2 separate regions of the Mus musculus genome follow, and region 1 is linked to region 2. The links are chromatin loops, found by intact Hi-C in ENCODE. Cell type or tissue: heart. All regions are shown on one strand.

Region 1 (8,000 bases), 120 kb after region 2:
TAAACATGAAAAACTAGGGACCTGGGAGGCCAAGGAAGTGTCGGGAACGTCCACATGAAGATGGGTGTTTACTTATTCAAAAGTGTCCACTGATTCCTGTAGCTACTAAGGAAAGCTGGATGGAGGTACACACGCACACATGCACACATGTGCACATGTATATACACGCACATATATACACATGCATGCATGCACATATATACACACACATACACATATATACATGCATGCGTGTGCATACACACACATATGCACTTACATGCACACACACACACACACACACACACACACACCAAAAAAATAAAACCTGAACATGGACCTAACATGTGGCCCGCTATCACACTTAGTATGTACTTGAAGAACTAAGTTATCATTCCATAGAAATACCTGCAGCTCTGTGTTTATAGCTGTACTATTCACAGCAGCTAAGAAATGGAACCAATCTAGATAAAGAAAATGTGGAATATCCCATGGTGGGATTTATTCAGCCTAAAGAAAAGCGCAATTCTGACACTTGTAGGAAGGTAAATGGAACTGGAGATCATGCTAAGTGAGATAAGTGAGACTCAGAGACAAACAGATGTTCTCTGTTCTATGGTAGATCTGCAGCTGTGTGTGTGCGCGCATGCATGCGTGCATGTGTGCATGCGTGCGTGTGTGTGATCTGTATTTCTATGTGCTGAGACGAGCTAAGATGTAAAAGGGGGCCATGAGAGGTCAAGAGGAAATCTTAGGGATGGGGGTAATGCTATGTTTGATAGCAAAGCCGAATGGGGAGGGCCATCAGGGAGAGAAGGGAGCCTGACGGAGGTGGACGAGGCATGGAGGAGGAGGTACAAGAGGACTGCTGTGGCGGTTTAGGGTGAGGAAGTGTGTCCGTGTTGGAGGAAGTATGTCACTGCGGGGTGGAGGTGGGCTTTGAGGTTTCAAAAACCTACACCGGCTGACTCCCTCTCTGCTGCCTGCAGATCCGGATGTAAAAAGCTCCTGCTGCAGTGCTAGACCTGTCTGCTTCCCCCATGACGATCATGGACTCACACTCTAACTGTAAGCAAGCCCCAAGTAAGAGTCCCTTCATCACAATGTCTCTCCACAGCAACAGAACATTGACTAACTAAGACAACCAAGGACCTTACATAGGCGTGTGTCTTAGAGTTTCCATTGCTATGAAGAGACATGACTACGGCTACTTTTATAAAGGAAAACATTTAATTGGGGCTGGCTTACAGTTTCAGAGGTCAGTCCATTAACAGTATGGCAGCATCCAGGCAGACATGGTACTAAGAGTTCTACATCTTCATTAAAAAAAAAAAAAAAAAGCCAGGAGCAGACTGTCTTCCAGGTAGCTAGGAGGAGCGTCTCAAAGCCCACCTCCACAGTGACACGCTTTCTCCAACAAGGCCACACCTCCTAATAGTGCCACTCCCTGGGCCAAGCACATTCAAACCACCACAATGTGTATGTGCAAGTGCACATACATATTTGAGTGCTGGGTACCACACTCCACTTTAGACTGGGTGTGTGTCCAAAAGCATTGGCTAGACAGCAATCAGTACATAGGTCAATAAGGATGCAAACAGACATCAGGGCAAACAGCAGGCAGGGACCACTCTTGAACATGTCAGTTAGAAGACAGGTTCTTTGTCCCAGTGGAGCCTAATCCCAGTGTACATAGAAGACTCAACCATAGAGACTGGGGAGACAGCGTAGTCACGAGGTTGCTATGCAAGCCAGAGGAGCTGAGTTCCAATCAGCCAGGCCCAGAAGCACATACTATAATCTCAGTTCTGGGAAGACAAAGATAAGGATACCCAGAGGACAGTAAGTGAGCTACTAGTTTAGTGAGAGACTCTGCCTCAGAGAATAAGCTGGAGAGTAATTGAAGAAGACACATGAAGTCCACCTCTCGTCTCCATGTGTTGTACACAAATAGACCCACAAAGTCAATTGTGGTATCTGTTAGAAGATGTTATCTCCAATGTCCTAATGACCACAGCATGTGTGTACACACTTGCATAAGCAGGTACACAGTATCTTGATGGAACCCTTATGTGATGACTGTTATTAGCTGTCAACTTGATTGGCTCTGAGGTCAACTGAGAGGCTCTGGGAAGGTGTATGGGAAAACTCCCTAAGAAGGGGAACCTTCCCCCACACCCACAGTGGGCAGCAGCTACACATGAAAAGGGTTTTTGAGAAAACCAGTGCAGCTTTTGCCTGCCTGCCTTCATTCCTTTCCAGTGAGACCACCTACCCTATTGCAGCTGCTCCTCCCCTTCAGAAATCAGCCTGCCAACATGGACTGAAGGCCTGCAACTCTTTAGGACCCGCCCCCCTGGGCCTCCACCACCACACTGGGACGCTGAGGCACCCAGACAATTGCACTGAGCAGCTACAGGGTTCTCAGCCCCTTCAGACGGCCATGTGTCACTACTCAGTATGAATTGTGTAGACCAATCCAGTAAATCCCCCTGTGGTCTGTATTTGTTTTAGAGAACCCTGACCAGCACACCTAAGGAGGAAATTGATCCAATCTGAAAACTCGCATCTGATTGAGGCTATTCTGAGTTGACTGAGATTGTAATTATTATTTAATTTATTTATTTTTGTTATGTGTGTATGAGTATTTTGCTTGCTTCCATGTCTATATAAGCATATATATATATATATATATATATATATATATATATATATATATATATACAAGCATGCAGTGCCCTAGGAGGCTAGAAGATTGTTTCCGAACCCGTGAAATTAGAGTGAAATTAGTGTCAGCTGCTGCCATGTGGGTGCTAGGAACCCGAACCCAGGTCCTCTGCAAGAACAACTGCTCTTAGCCCTGAGCTATTTCTCCACTCTTTTTCACCTTAAAAATCTGACCGTGAACGACAACGCAATTCAACCCATCTGCAAGATGCCTGCCACCTTGACTCAGTAACAGCAGGTGCAGTGGTGTCTCCCTTCCCCCACTCACCTGCAAGGGACAGTTCACCTCCTCAGCAGCGCACTCCAAGCGCCTCTTGAGGGTGTCCATGCTGCTGTTCTCCGTCAGAAGCCTGTCCAGCTCATAGCACAACTCGGACTTCCAGAAACCGAGGTCGGATAGCCTCTGGCCCAAGTTCCGGGAGGTTCCCTCCTGCATCTGGTGTATCAGCTGGTCCTTATCCTGCATGATCCGCAGCGAGTCGCCTGTCAGCCGGCTGGCCCAGAGCCGCGAGGCCTCTGCATTCCTGATCTGCAGATCATTGGAGCGGTCCCAGTCCCTTGGGGTGTAGCGACAGAAGAGCGCGGAGCGGAGCGAGGGCAGGATGGTGGGCGGCCGCCGGATGCCTGAGCATTCCTCGGGGATTGTCTGGGAGGTGGCGATCTTGTGGAAGACGCTGGGTCTCCACGCGTTCAGGTAGCGGTATCCGGGCAGGTGAAAGGGTTGGTAGCACTCCTGTACCACAGGTTCCTGCCCAGCAGGGGGCAGCGCCTGCAAGCCACAGCCTTTCTTGGGGCCACAGAAACTCGCTGTCTGAGTGGTTCCAAGAAATTCCATCTTTCCCCATCAGCCCCACCGGGGAAAACTTTACCCAAGGGGCCAGGGCATCCCAAGAGCTAGGAGCCGCGGGGCCTCTGTGACTTAGTGCTGGTGTCATAAAGCATGGGTTAGGGTCTTTGTGCCAGGTCCTGGTTCTCCAGGTGGTTGAAGCCCCTATGATCTAAATAAAATGCAGTCAACAAAGAGAAGTGTGTTTAGGGCCTGAAGAGATGGTTTTGGTGGCTAGGAGCATATAGTGCCCAACCGAAGGAGCTAAGTTCCTAGCAACCACATCACAACCGCCTGTAATTCTGGCTCAAGGAGATCTAATTCCTCCACAGGAGCCCATGCACACAGATAAACACAAATACACAAAATCAAAAGAAAAGAAGGCTTCTTTTGGAGACAGGGTTTCTCTGCATAGTCCTGGATGGAGCTTGCTTTGTAGATCAGGCTGGCCTCAAATTCTCAGAAATCCTCTGGCTCCACCTTCTGAGTACTGGGATTGAAGGCTTGCACCACCACTCCCAGTGGCTTTTTTTTTTTTTTTTTTTTGAGTGGAATTTTTCAATCCCACTGGTTTGGGGTCGAAAGAAACGGCAGATGTCTGTCATTCTGGAACAACAAAATCTGCCTTTCCAGAGCTTGATCAGTCTGGGTATCGAAGCAAATCTAATATGGTCCACACCTCTCACCCTGTGGGATCAGCTGGGCCAACATTAGCTGTCTTTGTTTCTTTATTCCCAAGATAATATCCAGAAGGTTCGATCATGCCTGCAGGAGTCAGGATGGAGTCAGGAAGGTGGGGACTAGAAGACCATCCTCAGCTATCTGTGTTTTTGTTTTGTTTTGCTTTGAGACACGGCTCCAGGTACCCAAGCTGACCTCAGACTTGATATGTGGCTGAGAAGAGCCTTGAACTTCTGATTCTCCTTCTCGACTCTCCTAAATGATGAGATTACAGGCCTCTGCCGCTGGCTGCACTGTTTGTGCTGAAGTTTGAAGCCCAGGGCTTCCGCAATGCTAGGCAAGCATTCTATCAACTATATCCCAAGGCTCATGAGTTTGGGGATATCATAGGCTACATGTGACTGAGTCAAAACATCAAATATTTTAAAATGGCCCATACATTGCACAGAGTTGTGCTCAGCAGTAGTGTTCACGCCAGCAGGAAGAGTGTGGTCGGACTGGATCGAGCATGAGCAGTTAGATCACGAAGCCTAAATGTGGAGTGGTTGCAATGGAGAACCACAACACTCTAGGCAGGTAAAATGGGGCCACAAAGACAAGAAAGTTTTACAACCTGCAGTTTTGAGAATGCAAAACTGGCCTCCTCATCAGTCTTCCTGGAACAACAAATGGGAGGAGGGGAGAAGCTGGAAATGGAATGGGTAACTGAAGTGCTCTGTGTGCTGGCTTGAGTAGGCTTGGTCCCCAGAGACTCAGGTGTGGCCCACAGGGAGTGACACTATTAGCAGATGTGTCTTTGTTAGGATAGGTGTGGCCTTGGTGGAGGAAGTGTGTCAGTGTGGGAGTGGGTTTTGAGGGCTCCTAGTGCTCAAGCTCTGCCCAGAGAAGGAGACAGTCTCTCCTGGTTGCCTTCAGATCAAGCTCTGCCCCGTGAGGAGGAGACAGTCTCTCCTGGTCGCCTTCAGATCAAGATTCTCCTTTTCCAGCACGAGGTCGGCCTGCACACTGACATGTTTCCTACCATGACGACAATGAACTGGACCTCTGAAGCTCTAAGCCAGCCCCCATTAAATGTTGTCCCAGGAGTTGCCTTGGTCGTGGTGTCTCTTCACCGCAATGGAAACCCAAACTATGATACTCTGTATCTTTGATTGTAGAGGAGATTGACCAGCTATTCATATTTGTCAACCCCCATAGAACACTTTAGTAAAACTGAATGAATCAGGGCCAATGAGATGGCTCAATGGATAGACACTTGCCACTAAACTCGATGACCCAAGTTCAGTTCCCAGGACCCATGTGACAGAAAGAGGGAAATAACTTCTGCCAGCTGTTCTCTGATGTCTGCACAAGTTTTGTGGCACATGTATGCACCCCCTACACACACACAACACACACACACACACACACACAAATTATATATATATATATGCATATATGCTTTAGTTAGGGTTTTACTGCTGTGAACAGACACCATGACCAAGACAACTCTTATAAGGAAAACATTTAATTGGGGCTCTCTTACAGGTTCAGAGGTTCAGTCCATTATCATCAAGGTGGAAACATGGCAGCATCCAGGCAGGCAAGGTTCAGGCAGAGCTGAGAGTTCTCCATCTTCATCTGAAGGCTGCTAGCAGAGTACTCGCTTCTAGGCAGCTAGGATGAGGGTCTTTAAAGCCCACACCCACAGTGACACACCTACTCCAACAGGGCCACACCTTCTAATAGTGCCACTCCCTGGGCCAAGCATATACAAACAATCACAATGTGTGTGTAATTTTAAATTTTTAAGTAAATTGTTCATAAATTATACTTCATTGTGCTTGAATTTTAAAATATAGAGGGAAGACTTTGAGCTCCAGGAAGCTGACACCACACTTGTTTTTCTTTATAATTAAACCTCCAGCACCGTGTACAATATCAAACATCTAGAATGAGAGCCTTACCTCTCTGGGATGTGTTTCATCCTATTCTATGACAATTTTGTTGCACTGAGAAACTCCCTCCACCCTTAATCACTGAGAGTAACAACAACACAGTGCTGACTGGGAAGAGTACTGCTGTGTCGGTCCTTACCCTCTCTGGGAATGGGAAAGAGAAACCTGGCTTTCTGTGGCTCTGGTTCACAGGTGTATCAGTTCGTTTCCAAAATACCTGAGGCTGTTAATGGATCAGCAAAAGGTTCATTTTGGCTCATAATTCTGTCACTTACAGTCTGTAATTAAGTAGCCCCTGCTTTGGGTTCCTGACAAACTGTGCCCTGAGAAGGCCACACATCATGGCCAGAATGCGGTAGAGGAATAGTACTATACCATGAGCAGAGAATCAAAGAGAGGAAAGAGGAGGCAGGAGCTGTAACCTTCTTCTTCAACTACAGCCCCTCCCCCATCACTAAATACCTTTCCTTAGGCTCTACCATCTTTAGCAGTGTCACCCTTGGGACCAAGCCTTCATCATAGGCTTTCAGGGACATTCAACGTTTGAGGCTTAATGGTGATTTTCTTCTCAGTTCCCTATAAGGAGTGCAGATGAGCAGCCAGAATGTAGAGAAATGGCATTTATTAGCCACATGGGGTGGACTGCTGTGTTACATATTCCAATATGTCCTTTCCATGGGGTGGGGTAAGAAAAGCAGTAGGCTCTGGTCTGCAGACTTACACCACGGTATCTCCTCAGTGTGATGTCACTCATGAGAGGTATCTCGAAACAGATGCCCTGCAAAGACTCTGTACACTTACTTGGGCATTGAGCGACAGCAGGCCTCAGAGGACATTAGGGGCACAGAGACAGCAGAGACACATGGTGGCCCTGGCAGAGCAGCTGGGGCAGATCCCAGAGGTGTGGCTGATGACCCATCCAGAGGGTGGAACTGTCTGTCGCCCTGGGCTGCAACGGTTAGTTAATATTGATGTGGAGGTATTTCCAAGGACCTGGGCAGAGTGGGGAATGACGGAGCAATGGTTGAAGCTCAGTCTTGGTGAACCTTTCCTAGAAGCACCTAGTAGGTAATATGAAGTCAAAGCAGAAAGGGAAGGTTGGCAGCCACCCACAGCTGACAAGGACATAGGCGAGGTTGCCACGGCTGTCTGCTGTGTGCTAGAGGGTGGAAACATTCACACACCGAGAACACAGTTTGTTGTTGTTTTCAAAATCCAAAAGGAAGGAATAGGAAATTCTCTACCCACTAAGCTCCTTTTGATTCCATTGCCTGATTACTTTGATGATAGACCGGGGTGCAGCGCCACCTGCTGGCTGATTCTAGGATTGACCCATATGCATGTGTTTGTGGATGCTGACAGGGTCTGCAGGTGTCACAGTGCACACATGGAGGTCAAAGACCAACCTGCTGGAGTGGGTTCTCTTCTCCCACTCTGGTGCTGTGTTTGAATTCTCGTTCTCTAGCTTGAGAGCAAGGGCCTTTTCCTGCTGGACAGCCTAACCAGCAGCACGCTTTCCTTCCTTCACATTGCTTTTTTTTTTCCTAACAACATTGTTGCACCCTGAATCCTTCTCATCTTTCTCTTCTTTCTTCTTTTTTTTTTTTAAGATCTATATGTTTTTATTTTATGTGTCTGTCTGTCTATCTGTGTATCACATGCATTTCTGGTACCCTTGGAAGCCAGAAGAGGGTGTTGGGGTGTGTGACCCCTTGAAACTGGGGTCACAGATGGTTGTGAGCTGCCACATAGGTGCTGGGAATTGAACCTGGATTCTCTGTAGGAACAATCAGAGCTCTTGGCTATTGAGTCATCTTTCCAGCCCTACGATGAGCAAGCCTTAACCAGAC
Region 2 (8,000 bases):
CTCATGACACCAAGAGTTATGGACTAGGACTCCGCCTTACACACATACCTTCATTTACTCTCTCTTATTCAACGTTTTTGGACCAGCCAAGAAGAGCTTTGCCATTCTTTGTGCCCCTATCTTGGTGTTATGTACAGGAGTTACCTGGTTGCCTTGGTATTTTCTTGGCCTTTCCCTGAAATACTTTTTATCTCAGAGGATGCTCTCCAGGCCCCTTCAGCTGGAGACAGCTCCATTCGGACCCAGGTCTTGGTAGAAAGTTAGCCTGTTCTTTCCAGTCTGTGGAGTTTTCTCTGAGGATAGGCTGCTGCTTCTGAGCTCCTTTCAGTTGGAACATCAGTCTGACACAGGCTTTGGTGGAGAGACTGGCGGGACCCTCCTGATTGGCAGAGCCCAAATGGGACAGGCTGCCATCAGCTTCCTTTTGGTTTATCTCCTGGACCCCTGTAGGGTTGTTTCTGTGTTTGTGTTTTATTTGTTCTTTTTTTTTTTTTAAGATTTATTTATTTATTACATGTAAGTACACTGTAGCTGTCTTCAGACACTCCAGAAGAGGGCGTCAGATCTCCTTACAGATGGTTGTGAGCCACCATGTGGTTGCTGGGATTTGAACTCTGGACCTTCGGAAGAGCAGTCGGGTGCTCTTACCCACTGAGTCATCTCACCAGCCCATTTGTTCTTTTTCTATTTTCTTGAGAACTACTATGAGTCAGACTGCTAGCTCTGCCCAGTGAACCTTATCCAGTCACACTTCGGGACTTCAAACACCTGCCAGGGACTTTGTGCCTAACTCTATGGTCTGGGAGATTGATTGCTTTTTGTGGGAAAGAATGGCCAGCTTTCAATGTGAGATGGCCAAAGGGAGGCTCGTTCCATCTTACCACCTTAAAAGTATCATATGTGTAAATCCTGGGCACCCTGACCAGGATCCACTGTCTGGTAACATCTGGTAGGGAGACCCCTGTCTGGCTAAGGCCTTTCCTACCACCTACCCCAGTGATCTCACAGGTCAAGGAGCCATTAAAGAAACGTAAGCTGGTTACCCTTAGCTACAGAAGAAGACAACTTCCTGCTGGAGAGATGGCTCAGTGGTTAAAAGCACTTCCAGAGACTGCTCTTCCAGAGGTCCTGAGTTCAGTTCCCAGCAACCACATGGTAGCTCACAACCATCCGTTAATGAGATCCGATGCCCTCTTCTGGTGTGTCTGAAGAGAGTAACGGTATACTCACATACATAAAATAAATAAATCTTTAAAAAAAAAAAAGAAGAAGACTTCTTCCTATGCCTTATCACTCTGTCCTGGTGCAGGCTCCTCCCTTGCAAATGGCAGATGCTAATTCAGGCCCTGAGGAAGCAAGAGGGAATTTAGTTAGCCCTCCTCACTCATGAGCCTGCATAGCAAGGCAGGCAGGTTCCACCACAATTGCACTGCCCTTGCCGGTGACTGCCCCACCCCCCACCCCTATAGGCAAGGCAGACAGTACATGTCTTAGTCAGGGTTTTTATTCCTGCACAAGCAAGAAGCAAGTTGAGGAGGAAAGGGTTTATTCAGCTTACACTTCCAAATTGCTGTTCATCACCAAAGGAAGTCAGGACTGGAACTCAAGCAGGTCAGGAAGCAGGAGCTGATGCAGAGGCCACGGAGGAATGTTTTTTACTGGCTTGCTTCCCCTGGCTTGCTCAGCTTGCTCTCTTATAGAACCCAAGATTACCAGCCCAAGGATGGCACCACCCACAATGGGCCCTTCCCCCTTGATCACTAATTGAGAAAATGCCTTACAGCTGGATCTCATGGAGGCATTTCCTCAAAGGAGGCTCCTTTCTCTGTGATAACTCCAGCTGTGTCAAGTTGACACACACAACCAGCAAGTACAGTACAGGATACGCATCTCCTTTTCCACTAGTGATCTATACAGCTGGAAGATGCAGAGTCCCAAGTTTTCAGAGAAACCCTCCATGCTCATAGACACATTAGACTCTAATGGTTACTCGTGAGTCCACTGAGGATGACTGCCAACAGCTATGGCAGGTATTCTTCATGACTGAGGAATGAGAATGGGTGACAGTGGCATCCCAGAAACTGGTTCTGGGTGCAAAGTCAGCCCACCACTGTACAGACCAGCACTGACATGGTTTTCCCTTGATCCATCTTGACTGGGATCCCAACAACCCTTTAGGTGACGAGAGGCTAAAAGTCTATCGCCAGATTCTTGTGAGGGGTCTCCGTGAGGACGCTAAGAAGCCCAATAATTTGTCTAAGATAGGACAAGTTATACAAGGTAAGGAGCTGATCACTATCCAGGGGCATTTCTCGAGAGGTTGATGGGAGCCTAGCACATCAATACGTCTCTGGATCCAGGAGCAAGGGAAAATCAGTCTGCTGTGACCTGTGATCCTGGCATTTGTCAACCAGGCAGCACCACACATCCACTGAAAACTCCAGCAACTGGGAGGATTTGAAGGTAAGCGCATGGCTAGAGCCAAAAAATGTCTTTAACAACAGGGAGGCGCTAGAGGATAGGTAGACTAGGGAACCCCCACTGAAAACTCCAGCAACTGGGAGGATTTGAAGGTAAGCGCATGGCTAGAGCCAAAAAATGTCTTTAACAACAGGGAGGCGCTAGAGGATAGGTAGACTAGGGAACCCGCCGAGGTGCCTCTAGCAGGTACTGGAAGAGAGAGGTCTGATGCCCATGAGTTGAAGAATATAGCATATGAAAAAGGAGGGGGGAAGCAGACCCTTCCCAGAAAGGGTGGACAATCTCATTCTCTCATTTGGAGTGGAGGCCCTGTCTCCAAAAGAATCAATGTGCATACTGTAGAGAAACAGGCCACTGGAAGAAAGAATGCTCCAAGATGGAGATAAAAGAACTGACTGACTGAGGGTGTCGGGGCTCACCCCTGGGTAAACCTAAAGGTAGAGGGAAGCCAATAGATTTCCTGGTAGTTATCAGGGCACATTCAATCCTGAAACAACCCATGAGATCCCTATCCAATTAAAAAAAAATCATGGACCCAAGGGGTTACTAGGACTGATCAATATTCATGGACTACCTGAAGGAAAGTAGATCTAGGAATGGGACGTGTAACTCACTCTTCTATGGTGATCCCAGGCTGCCCATATCTGCTCTTAGGCCAAGACCTCCTAACCAAAATGGGGGTGCAGATCCATTTCAGCCCTGAGGGAGTACAGTTCCTGAATAAAAATACATGTACTGATTGTGGCATTAGAAGAATATAAACTATGTCATATCTCCTCCAGACATTAATAAGGACCCATATCTAGAGAGGTTATGGGAAGAAATCCCAGGGGTATGGGCTGAGAAAAAAATCCCATGGAGCTGGCTAGGCATTGTGCCTCAATCCTGGTGCAGCTAACGGTCAATGCCAGCCCAGCTAGGGTGCCAATACCTCAAGTCTAGGGAGGCAAGACTGGGAATAGTGCAACACATAATTTGACTCTGGGAGCAGGGGGTACTGGGTCCTTGCCAATCTGCCTGGAACACACCCCTTTTTTCAGTAAGAAAACCTCACTCCAATGGCTACCAGCTCATGCAAGACTTAAGGGAAGTCAATAACAGGGTAGAAGATATTTATCCCATGGTGCCCTTACACCCTACTGAACAGTTTGCCTCCCAAGGGAGATGTCTATGCCATATTGAATCTTAAGGGTGCCTTCTTTAGTTTGCCACTAGCCCCGGCTAGTCAGCCTTTGTTCACTTTAGAATGGAGCGACCCAGAGATCAGATTCAATGGGCAGCTAACGTGGACCAGGCTGCCACAAGGATTCAAGGACTCGCCTACCATCTTTGATGAAGCATTGCCTGAAGACCTGGGTGAGTACAAGCAAGCCCACCCCCAAATAACTCTCTTGCAGTATATCAATGCAGTATATTGTAGCTGCCCCAGACAAAGAGACTTACCGTTTGGCAACTGGTGTCCTTTGCTCAGTCAGAGAGCTAAACCGGATGGGATATTTGGTGTTTGAAAAAAAAAAAAAAAAAAAAAAAGCACATCTCTGCCAAAATGAGGTAACATACCTCCAGAACATACTCAAGGGAGGGGGCAACGTCTGCTCTCCCAGGCTAAAGAAACGATTCTCAACATTTCCGTTCTCAAGACCTGGCATCAAATTCGAGTTCCTGGTTTCATCAGGACTGCAGACTGAGTACCAGGATTCACGGAGATTGCAGAGCCTCTCTATGATGCCACCAGGGGGCAGGAGAGTACCTTAAACTGGACTTTGGAGATGGGCAAAGCTTTTCATGGGCTCAAGGAAGCACTAGATGAGGTCCCAGCACTTGCCCTGCCAGACATCAATAAGCTTTCCCACTTGTATGTGGGTGAAAACAAAGGCATAGCCAAAAGAGTACTGACTCTTGGAAGAGGCCAGTGGTGGCCTATCTGTCTAAGAAATTGGAATCTGTTGCATCAGGATGGCCAGCTTCCCTGCATATTGCGGCAGCTGCTGCTTTGCTGGTCAAGGACGCAGATAAGATCACCATGGGACAAGAACTGATTATAACCACCCCTCATGTCATCAAGGGTGTGCTCAACCACCCCCTCAGACCGCTGAGTATCTAATGCCCGACTGGGTATCTAATCCCTGCTCCCGAACCTGCCCCTCATTACGTACCACCCACTCCCCCCCACACACCTTAAATCCCGCTACTCCCAAACCCATACCTGTCTCCAAACAAGAGTCAACATTCATTTCTCAGCTTCCATAGCACTTTCCTGCCATATCTGCTTTTGGGAAACAAAACTCTGCCTTGCTATGTGATAAATGACAATTTTGGAATTTTTTGGTGTCTTTGAAAAACAGAAATATTATGTTTCTCCTTTAATCCCAGGTCTGGGATATGGGGCTGCTTCAAATTGTCCACAGCAGCTGACTATGATTTGCCTCATGCTCTGGTAGGGACATGATTTTGTCAGCTGCAGCTTGTTTCTGTGATTGTGTAGTATTTGGAATTCTGAACTTTTCAGAGGGTATATAAATGCTATGGCCCTGAGAGGCAGTGAGGGTTGTTGGTTGCTGTTGGTCACTGGTAAGCAAAGAAGAAAAAGAAAATATTCTTACAGGGAAGATTAAGCTCCCTGAAAAGAATTTGATGCTCTTAATCATCAGGAAGTAGTCTAGTGATACCATCACCCTTTCCTCTCCTTAAGGGGCTGAAGGGGTGGAGGAAAAGGGCTAGAGAAGGGTGAAAGAAAGAACCCACAAAGTAGGCACCAAAAAGTGCCAGCCACCAGTAACCCCACCTGGGTGGGTTTACTGATGAAGCTCCTGCGGAGGGAGTGGTTGTGTGTAGTGAGTCTGTCTTTGGGCATAGTAGGTCCACATCCAGCTTTAGTTTATAGGGAACATTCTAGAATGTCAGCCCATTTCTCAGGTATACCAGGCCCACGGGCATTAGCAGAGGGTAGGAAGGGGCAAGAAGAATCTTGCTTCCCCTGCATCCCGGACCACAAACAAACACCATACAATTATCCAAATTCTTTAAACAGAGACCCAAAATAATTTTAATGCAAATGACAAACATGGGTTAGTCTGTCTCTGTTGCATACCCCACCCCCTGAATTACAGTACTTTATAAAAATGTAAGATACGCAAACTAAAGTTCCTTTAAATACAGTAACAGGTTTTGGTCCTAATACTTGCTTCTTGGATAACGCAGCTGTCTCTGCTGTTCTTTGATAACTAGTGATAAGCACCAATTGAGAGCTGATCCTACCTAGGAGAAGGGTGGATCTGTTCTCGCTCACACCCTCACCTCTTCTTAGCATCCCAAATGCAGGGCATAGAGCAGGAGAGGCACTTCTCATGGCACAGGTGGCTGTAGGCACAGGTGGCTGTAGGCACTGGAATGCTGGCCACAGTGGCAAGCAGAGACAACCCACAGGACTATTCCCATAGCGTTGGACAAGGGCACTTCCATAGCCCTGGGGTTCTGAAGTGGGAATCTGTGCTGGTCAGGTCAGGCTTTCAGGCCTCTGGTTCTAAGGTGGTCTGTCTGTTTCCATCATGATCATCAGAACAATTTTTAAACAAGTATTACAGAAAAGCCCCCAAGGGGAAGGTATGGAGGACACTTTAGATTGGCCTCCTTCCTTGGGCCTCACAAGACAAGGAGAAACTCTACGACCTAGCCAGCAGTGAGCTGTGGAAAGTTCATTAAGGCAACAGGTGATCGTTTGCCCTGTCGCTGTCCCATATCACCTTGGCAGCCCTGCTAAGGGAAGGAAGGAAAGGAGGATAGAAGAGAGGGAGGAAGGGAGGGGAGTCCGTTTGTACTGAGGTGGTGTCAATGATGGCCCTAAAGCCACTCAGACTCATCATCCCCCCAGCTCCACTGGGACTGAGCTAGAGGCAAACATCCCCTCCCCTCAGGCAGCTTACATGTGAATGTGTTTAAACAACACAAATATACACACCCTGTCCCAGAATCACCTCTCCAACTCGATGCTCAAAAATGGAAAAGGGTGTTCAAGGGAGAAGGTTGCCATCACAGAGCTCCTGGGACTCGGGTGTTGTCACTCTTCCAGGACTTCTGAAGACCTCCCCATAGCCTCAGGGTTCAGGGCCCACTTGGAAATGACTGGATTTTCCTTCGAGGACCATCTTAAGAGCCATGGCTCTGGGAATCCTTTCCTGTCTCCCTGTGGGGAGTATAGAATGCTCTACAGTAGTATTCTCTGGGGAAACCTCGTGGGCACTACCCATGATAGCACTGGACCAAGTGGACCTCTGTTCAGAGCAATCGAGAGCCATCAGGGCTCTTAGAAGAACACAGAGAAAGTAGGCTCCCTCTCACCCCGAGGTTTTGAATCCCTGATGTTCCATCGTGGTTGGTAGCTTCTCTAATTGGTTTCTGGCGTGTGCTCTTCACTAGACTGTGAGTCTCGTGAGGGATTGTTTTGAAAGAGTATCCCTTGCACCCAACACGTGACATGACCCATTCATGTTGAATGATGGATGGGTGGATGAATGAATGGAAGACAGATCTTCCAAGGCTCCAGAAACAGAGGATTAATGGAAGCATCCACATTAGAAAAAAGGGCGGGAAGAAAAGGAGAGACCTTCCCATGTAGGTCAGGGAGGAGGCTGTCCAGCCCACCTTCCAGGCTTGTATGGCCTGGGAATGGGGCACAAGTGTCCCAGATGTAAGCAGCTGTGGAAGAGGCAGCAAGAGCTGATGGAGGCTGAGACGTAGCTAGCAGTGGGGCCATCTCATTGTGATTAGCCTGATAACATTTACAAGGTGGCTCTGCTCCCCCCGGTTCTAAGGCTCTGACCTCCAGTTATAGTGCATTTAACCATATTGCAGGGAGCTCATCAGAAATTCAGACACCCAGGCCCAGCCCTTTAATGAAGGATTCTGAGGGTCTTGGAAGTAGATTTGTGAACCGACGTGTACTAGATGCCCTACGGAATGACCTATGGACACTTAATGCCTAAACATGACATCTGCGTCAGGCAAGGGTCACTATCCTTAAGGCAAACAGGAGCAAACATCAACAAATTAGTGTGATGACCTAGCTCATGGCAGGGGGGTTGGGAAACTCTGGGTCTCTTACAGACAAACCAGGGCCAGTCTTTGCCCACTTCTTACGTGAGCTTAGGTTTAATATCTGAGCATAGATGTCCCACATTTGGGCCCTCATCATTCCACCTGTGGCTGTCAGAGTGGAGTGGGCAGGGGAAGAGGGAAGGGCAGACTCCTACAAAGAGTCTGCTCCCAAAGACTGGCTTTCCCCACCTTTGGCCGTACCCACACCACAGAGCCACCCTTGAAAAGCATCCTGTGGAGCTTGCTGGGCCTTGCTGAGACTTTTGGTAGGCAGGCATTCTGAATGCCAGCTTTCATGGTCTGGTTTGTGATCCCAAGAATGCAGAAACTCCTTCTCTGTCTCTATTCTTTCTTCTTCTTCTTCTTCTTCTTCTTCTTCTTCTTCTTCTTCTTCTTCTTCTTCTTCTCCTTCTCCTTCTCCTTCT

The links. Hi-C counts contacts between places; a loop is a spot of excess contacts. Peaks named below come from ENCODE experiments on the same cell type or tissue, not always from the same donor. Only the 100,000 strongest peaks of a DNase experiment are listed, where the experiment ranks them.
Region 1: it touches region 2 in a loop (5-fold over the local background); 39 of 42 quality-filtered maps call a loop at or near these places.

The regions. Positions count from the first base shown.
Region 1 is chr16:10,391,879-10,399,878 of GRCm38, forward strand. It overlaps Tekt5 (tektin 5), which reads right to left and starts at 3,577. Exons shown (of 7, transcript NM_001291001.2): 1 at 2,975-3,577. The coding sequence starts at 3,541. In heart, CTCF peaks have their summits at 3,459 (motif pointing right) and 7,466 (motif pointing left); DNase peaks (open chromatin) are centred at 3,193 and 7,473; H3K4me3 peaks cover 778 bases; H3K27me3 peaks cover 1,733 bases.
Region 2 is chr16:10,276,253-10,284,252 of GRCm38, forward strand. It overlaps Emp2 (epithelial membrane protein 2), which reads right to left. Exons shown (of 5, transcript NM_007929.2): 5 at 5,497-8,000. Among named protein-coding and RNA genes, the nearest start is that of Emp2, 34 kb to the right of the region's middle. In heart, a CTCF peak has its summit at 4,212 (motif pointing right); a DNase peak (open chromatin) is centred at 4,229.